2 separate regions of the Homo sapiens genome follow, and region 1 is linked to region 2. Evidence: chromatin contacts called from ENCODE Hi-C or POLR2A ChIA-PET data. All regions are on one chromosome and are shown on one strand. Each heading gives the region's core, a stretch centred on a gene start or an enhancer-like site at or near the end of the contact. The rest is flanking DNA. Distances are from core to core; before and after follow the strand shown. Region 1 holds the start of TIRAP-AS1 (TIRAP antisense RNA 1). Region 2 holds the start of CCDC15 (coiled-coil domain containing 15).

Region 1 (3,377 bases), core at 351-2,850, 1.4 Mb before region 2:
ACAGTCAGCATTGAAACAGAAACCAGAACCTAGGTCTCCCAAGTGACTCCTAGCTCGAAGGCTCTCATGACTAACACCTTCAACAGGTGCTGCACACTGAAGACAGCTGGGCTGAGAGAACCAGACAGAATCGCATACAAAAAAACAGAAAACAAGAAACAAAAACAAACAAACAAACAAACAAAAAACAACAAAAAACAAGGCCCAGCGCAGTCGCTCATGCCTATAATCCCAGCACTTTGGGAGGCAGAGGTGGGTGGATCACCTGAGGTCAGGAGTTCAAGACCAGCCTGGCCAACATGGTGAAACCCTGTCTCTACTAAAAATACGAAAATTAGCTGGGCATGGTGGCAGATGCCTGTAATCCCAGCTACTTGGGAGGCTGAGGCAGGAGAATCACTTGAATCCAGAAAGTGGAGGTTGCAGTGAGCCAAGATAGTGCCATTGCACTCCAGCCTGGACAAGAAGAGTGAAACTCCATCTCAAAAAAAAAAAAAAAAAAAAAAAAGGCGGGTGCGGTGGCTCACGCCTGTAATCCCAGCACTTTGGGAGGCAGAGGCAGGCGGATCACCTGAGGTCAGGAGTTCGAGACCAGCCTGGCCAACATGGTGAAACCCCCATCTCTACTAAAAATACAAAAATTAGCTGGGCATGGTGGCGGGGGCCTGTAATCCCAGCTATTGGGCAGGCTGAGGCAGGTAGAATAGCTTGAACTCGGGAGGCAGAGGTTGCAGTGAGCCGAGATCACATCACTGCACTCTAGCCTGGGTGACAGAGAGGAGAGACTCCGTCTCAAAAATAAATAAATAAATAAATAAAAATTTAAAAACCAGATACACACAGAGGCATGGAAGCCTAGGCCAAGGTTCCCTGATCCTCCCAAAGGTGAGAGTTCCTGCTAGTAGTTCTAGGGAACCCCCTTATCTGCCCTGGCTAGGCCTCCTCACTAGTTTCTGGGGAACCCCCATATCTGCTCTGGCTAGGCCTCCTCACTAGTTCCTGGAATGGTCTCCATCTCTCCTCAGCCCCTGCCAGATTGCTGAGCACGTTGGTATTGGAGCAAGCTGTGTGTATCTGTCTCGCCAGAAATATTCCGTAGTCCTGAAGATCAGGGATGGTAACTTTCGTCTCCACATCCCCAGTACCTAGTTTAGTGTCTGGCATGCATGAAAGTGCGTGCGTAGAACTGAATTAACAATTATAATATATTGTTCTCCTGTTACGGCTGAAGTCGCGTAAGGCAGAGATCACATCTCCTACAGTCTCATGTCGTTTCCACGGACAGGGATGAGCGAGACATCTAACATTGACTGGGTTCCTAGTCCCTGTATACATAAATGGATGATGAATGGCTTGGGGAATGTAACATGTGATCTTTAATCTGCAATGCACTCTCCCAGTAGATATTTCTAGTGGAGACATTAGAAAAATTAGAGCTAGATGTGTTCATTGCCTTAATTTCAAAGGCAATCTTGCCGCCTTTCACCGCCCCTCTATGCATTCTAGTGGCGCACTCCCGCCTCCCCGGAGTGATAATGATTGGTATTTTCCAGCCGAGATCCGAAAAAAAAAAATCTGCCTCCGAGGCGATGATTGGTTCACTGCTTCCCGCATCCCACCTCAGGGTTGCCTCCTGGTACCTTCCCGTGTAGGAAAATGATTTTGTCCCGCGCAGACTCCCTCAGCACCTTCTGCAGTCTGAAGCCGGAGAACGGTAAGCGGACAGGAGCACAGGTACCATTTCCAACTCCTGCCTCCTTTTCCTCTGTGCTGGCGGCGTGGGCCTCCTCCACGTCCAATTCGCGCTTCCTCTTGCCTAGTTGAGGAGCTGCGTCCGCCATGCTGCCGCGGAGGCGGTGTGCGCCTGCGCCCCCTGCGCTGGCCCCGCCCCTAGCCCGAGTCCAGCGGCCTGGCTGGGCTGCTAACTCCCGGCCTACCCTGCTCTGGCACCCGCTCCTGCGGGATGCGTGCCGCGCATGGCGGAGCCCGCTGACCTGTCCCAGGGCGCGCCTTTCAACCGAGTTACTGCCTTTGGCCCCGTTGTGGTGCCGGCCGGCCCTCAGGGAAGGGAAAAGAAGGCTGAGAGTCCCGAAAGCGGCGGGCTAGAGGTGGCTGCGCAGTGAAGAGGGACCCCCAGGCCCACGCCCCGGGGTGGGAGCCGAAGACGCCCTTGGGCCACGGTAGTGTTGGAGCCCTTGTTTGAATACTGACATTTTAATCATAGTTACACCGACGTTGACCAATTATCGGGGAAGCAACGTTTCTGACGCAAATCCGTGAGCCCATTTGATTCCTTGGTCGATTTTTTATACCGAGTATTTAAGCCATTTCCATTTTTCTCCCATTTTAATTACTTTGCAGAAATTTTCATCGTGGTCAGTTTTTTACTTTGTAGACTCAGTACTTTTCTGCTGACAAAAAAGGTAAACGAATATGGCCAGAAGAACCATCTCCACCACCCACTTATTTCCGGGCTAGAGGCATCCCCCTCCTCTCTATTTTGTTTACCTGTATTTCTGCCCTGCTACCCAGGGATATGATTTGCAGTATGATTCGTCTCCCAGGGTTTCGTTTCTCTTTTTTTTTTTTTTTTTTTTTTTTTTTGCCATATAAAATTATTACTTGTAACTTCTGCTGTTGAGGGTTTCTTTGGTGACCATTGTTTCTGGTTAGCCCGTTTTTCACTGGTGTTATTTAACAGATCTAAATTTTGTGAAGAGTTGGTACTTACGGACAGGCGCGGTGGCTCACGCCTGTAATTCCAGCACTTCGAGAGGTCGAGGTGGACGGATCACGAGGTTAAGATACCGAGACCATCCTGGCCAACATGGTGAAACCCCGTCTCTACTAAAAATACAAAAATTACCCGGGCGTGGTGGCCCGCGCCTGTAGTCCCAGCTACTCGGGAGGCTGAGGCAGGAAAATCGCTTGAACGCGGGCGGAGTATTGTAGTGAGCCGAGATCGCACCACTGCACTCCACCCTGGCGACAGAGCGAGACTACGTCTCAAAGAAAAAAAAAAAGAGTTGGTACTTACATCGCTTCAGTCAGCCACACATTTATTTTGCCAGTGATTTGAGTTTAGGTTTTCAGACAGATCTCATGGGTGTGGGACAGTTTTTGCCATTCTCAACGTTAGCAACAAGATGCAATTTACAGTCAGTTTTTGGTCAATAACAAAGTGTACCATGTGTTAGTTTGATTTTTGGATTACTTCTACCAGAAATATAGATTAGGAGTTGGATAAAAGACTACTTTAGGCCAGGCGCGGTGGCTCATGCCTGTAATCCCAGCACTTTGGGAGGCCGAGGTGGGCGGATCACGAGGTCAGGAGATCGAGACCATCCTGGCTAACGTGGTGAAACTCCGTCTCTACT
Region 2 (3,284 bases), core at 643-3,142:
TCCTGTCAGCAACCATTCTCCTACTAAGCTTTCCACTCCAATCGATCTAATCTACCCTTAGAATCCTGAACCTTGCTTACTTCTTACTCTCCTCATTCTCCTTAATAGGAGAATCATTCCCTTCCCTTCTCCGATCAAATTCTTCATTACACTTTCCTGGGTCACATCAACCCAACGTCATAGCTTCTTGATTGAGCATTATATTCTTAGAACTTAGATAGAGATACCACCTAGACTCTTAAAATCCTTTTTGGAAATAGGCAGGGTAGGAATAAATCAATGAATATACATACATATGTGCAAACATAAATAAAATGAATATAGTATATTGCATTACTTTAACATTTAAACACATCTCATTTCTCTTCTGAGATCAAGTACACTGAGGGAACATATCTCATCCTTTTTTCATCCATGTTCAGCACCTTGTCTACACATACAGAAGACATTTTGTGCCTTTCATAAATACTTCATGAGTGTCTATATTGATTAGGCAGTATTTAAGATAAAAGTGGGAATGTGATGATAAATGACATTTGTTCTCTACGCTCAAGGAGCTCACACTGCATCAGGAAAAGATATATAAACAATCTACTATAACACAATGTGGTAAGTGCCAAGTTAAATTTGAACAAATAGCTAAGGGGCACAGTTTGGTGAAAGACTATCAGAAACCATGGAATTTCTAGTTAGACTTTCTCAGATTATCAGAGTTCATCTCTTTCTCCTTTATTCTATTACTCCATTTTGCCTGAATCCTCATTACAAAATTTATCATAAACCTTAAGCAACCAATTAATGTTACTTGAAGTATGCCAACTATCATCCATACTAAGTTGCAGTGTCTGGAAGATGTAGATAGTGCTTATGTCTTGGGCATAACAAGCAATCAAGAGTCTGAAGTAAACTGATATACAGATATATATCTATATAACCTGTTCCATGTAGATTATGCTCTATATATTATAGTAGGTGAGTAATAAATATTTGATTATGCCAACTAAAGCTGCAGTCAAGTTTTGGCAAATACTTGTTCTATAATCCTAATGCAAGAGCATAAACTATTTATGGCAGAATAGAAACAGCATCCTCGGACTGTTCATCTTTAAGCACCCAGGATTAGAGAAGGCTAATAAAAAGGGTGGTGGGGAACCCCACCATATTTGGATCAAACTGACACTCACATATGCTGGGATTTCCGAACTACCTGGTGAGGCAGGTTCCACCCATGCCCCAACTGGTACTATAGCCTCGTTCCTCTCAGCCAGCACTGCCAACACGTCCTTGCTCTTCAGGGGGTTTAAAGCCAGGGGCAACCTTGAGGTATTTCGAGGTTTCTTTCGGGCCATACTTCCCAGCATCTGTGACTCCTGATTAGGAGAAAGAAAAAGCTTAAAATCTTCAAATGACTGCATTAAAAGTTCAACCTCCTAACACATGAGCCACAGGCCCGTGAAAAGGAGAGAAGCCCTGGAGGCAGAAGCCTGGCATGAAGTGGAAACACACGGATTCTAGAGAAAAAGGAAGAAAAGAAGGGAAGAGAAATGGGAAGAAATAAAGAGGCAAAGAAAGGTTTTTAAGTTGCCTTCTAGAAGAAATGGCGATGAGAGGGAAGAGAAAGGATGGGAATGAGAGAACGAAGACTGTCCTCAGCTGTGGGCGCAGCGAGGCGGGAAGGGAGGAATGACAGCTGCAACCCGGAGAAAGAGGGAGGGGCGGGGACCTGTGTCTGCAGCCGAGAGTCCCAATAATCGGTATAGGTTATGGGAAGACGCGCTGAACGGCTGGGAGCCTCGGGCCAGATAAAAGCCTGCTTCTGAGGCCCCGAGGCCTGCTCCGGCTGAGATGGCACTGGCCAGGAATCGGCCCGCAGCTCGCCACAGACTCAGTCTACTCGGAGTACTAAGGTAACCGCCTCAAGTAGACCGCCACTTTGCGGTGGGCTGCTCCGTCCCGCCCATCCGTAGCCTTATGCCCGCCCTTTCCGGAGCCCGCGTCCCCTCCCGGAGCTGGGAAGGCGTGAGAGGTGGAGTTTCGAGCGCCCGAGGTATCGTCATTTCCTCTTCCTGTCCGGCTGAGGGGGCGGGGACGTGTGGGTAAGCGGAGTCGCTGGGTAATGCGCCATGTGAGGCGCGGTGGGACTGTCGTTCCTGGACCAACGCCGAGACTTCCTAAATCCCTCCGGAAAGGGATGCGTTGGGCCTGTGATCTGGCGACTAGGAGGGTCAGGAGTCCCAGTAGAGGGAATCACGGGAAAAGAATGAAAGAGGGAGGCGAGCCTGGCACGGCTTCCTGGAGAAACAAACTAAGCTAACAAATTTTTCGGATCCTTTGTGCAGCTAATTTTACAGTACTGTTTCATACATCTTATTATATTTGGACATCACGGCCTGTTGAGTGGTCTCCCTCTCTGCTGCAAGCTCTGCTGTAATCCAGAGACACTCAATTATCTCTGTAGGATAATTTATTCATTCGATTAACATACATTACTACTAACTTTTTATAAACCAGTACTGTTCCAAGCACCGGAGATACATAGCTATGAACGAAACAAATATCCCTGCTCAGGGAATTCACAATAGAGTGAGGGGAAATAAGCGAATAAACAATGAGTAAGTAAATGTGTGTGATGTGGAGTAAAAGCAAAGAAAGCGGATAGGGAGTGTGGTGGGCAGGGTGGGGATTGGAGGGATGAAATATTAGAACGTCCAGAGAAGCTGCACTGAGATACTTTTCAGCAAAGACTTAAATGAGTTAATGGAAGAAGCCACTGTGCTCTTCAACGGAGGCTTTATAAACATGTTCCAGATATAACAGCAAGTATAAACGCCCCAAGGTGGAAGCATTGCCTGGTTGAGAAAAAGTCAGGAGGATAGTGTGACTGGAGCAGAGGGAGAGTGGAAGAATGCTGAGACAGTAGGTCAAGCAGGCAATCCGATCAAACATCGTAAGCCACCATAGGTGTTGAGATGGGGAGCCACTGGAGCAAGGTTTGGAGCAAAGGAACACCATAATGTGACAAAATTAAAAAAATAATAATTCCGAATGCTGTAGTGAGAATAGACTGTAAAGAAGACCAATTAGGTGGCTATTGCAATAATTCAGTTAAGGGATTGTGATGTCTTGGATCAAGGAGGTAGTGGTGGAGATGATGATAAGTGGTTGGATTCTGTATCTATTTGGGAGGCAAAACTTTCAGGATCTGTTGAAGGTTTGGATATGGATTGTGTGAGGGAGAGATGTCAAGGAAAACTAGGGGTTTCATCCTGAGCAGCTGTCAGGAT

Evidence for each region. Hi-C counts contacts between places; a loop is a spot of excess contacts on that map. ChIA-PET counts read pairs that join two places held with the same protein, here RNA polymerase II (POLR2A). Pooled maps may share reads with other maps.
Region 1: a loop to region 2 is called in a map of CD8-positive, alpha-beta T cell, with 7 times the contacts of the local background. The contact joins the promoter of TIRAP-AS1 here to the promoter of CCDC15 in region 2. A Hi-C loop is called at or near these places in 1 of 168 maps with a recorded cell type or tissue (CD8-positive, alpha-beta T cell) and 6 of 50 pooled maps. POLR2A ChIA-PET finds 5 or more read pairs at or near these places in 1 of 52 experiments (Panc1).

What each region holds. Positions count from the first base shown.
Region 1 is chr11:126,302,545-126,305,921 of GRCh38, reverse strand. It overlaps TIRAP-AS1 (TIRAP antisense RNA 1), which reads left to right and starts at 1,600. Exons shown (of 2, transcript NR_187388.1): 1 at 1,600-1,734. It overlaps DCPS (decapping enzyme, scavenger), which reads right to left and starts at 1,862. Exons shown (of 6, transcript NM_014026.6): 1 at 1,641-1,862. The coding sequence starts at 1,841. RefSeq lists an enhancer at 1-116 and a silencer at 1,775-1,904.
Region 2 is chr11:124,952,810-124,956,093 of GRCh38, reverse strand. It overlaps CCDC15 (coiled-coil domain containing 15), which reads right to left and starts at 1,892. Exons shown (of 16, transcript NM_025004.3): 1 at 1,724-1,892; 2 at 1,185-1,370. The coding sequence starts at 1,361. It overlaps CCDC15-DT (CCDC15 divergent transcript), which reads left to right and starts at 2,103. Exons shown (of 3, transcript XR_948134.3): 1 at 2,103-2,612. RefSeq lists an enhancer at 1,689-2,232.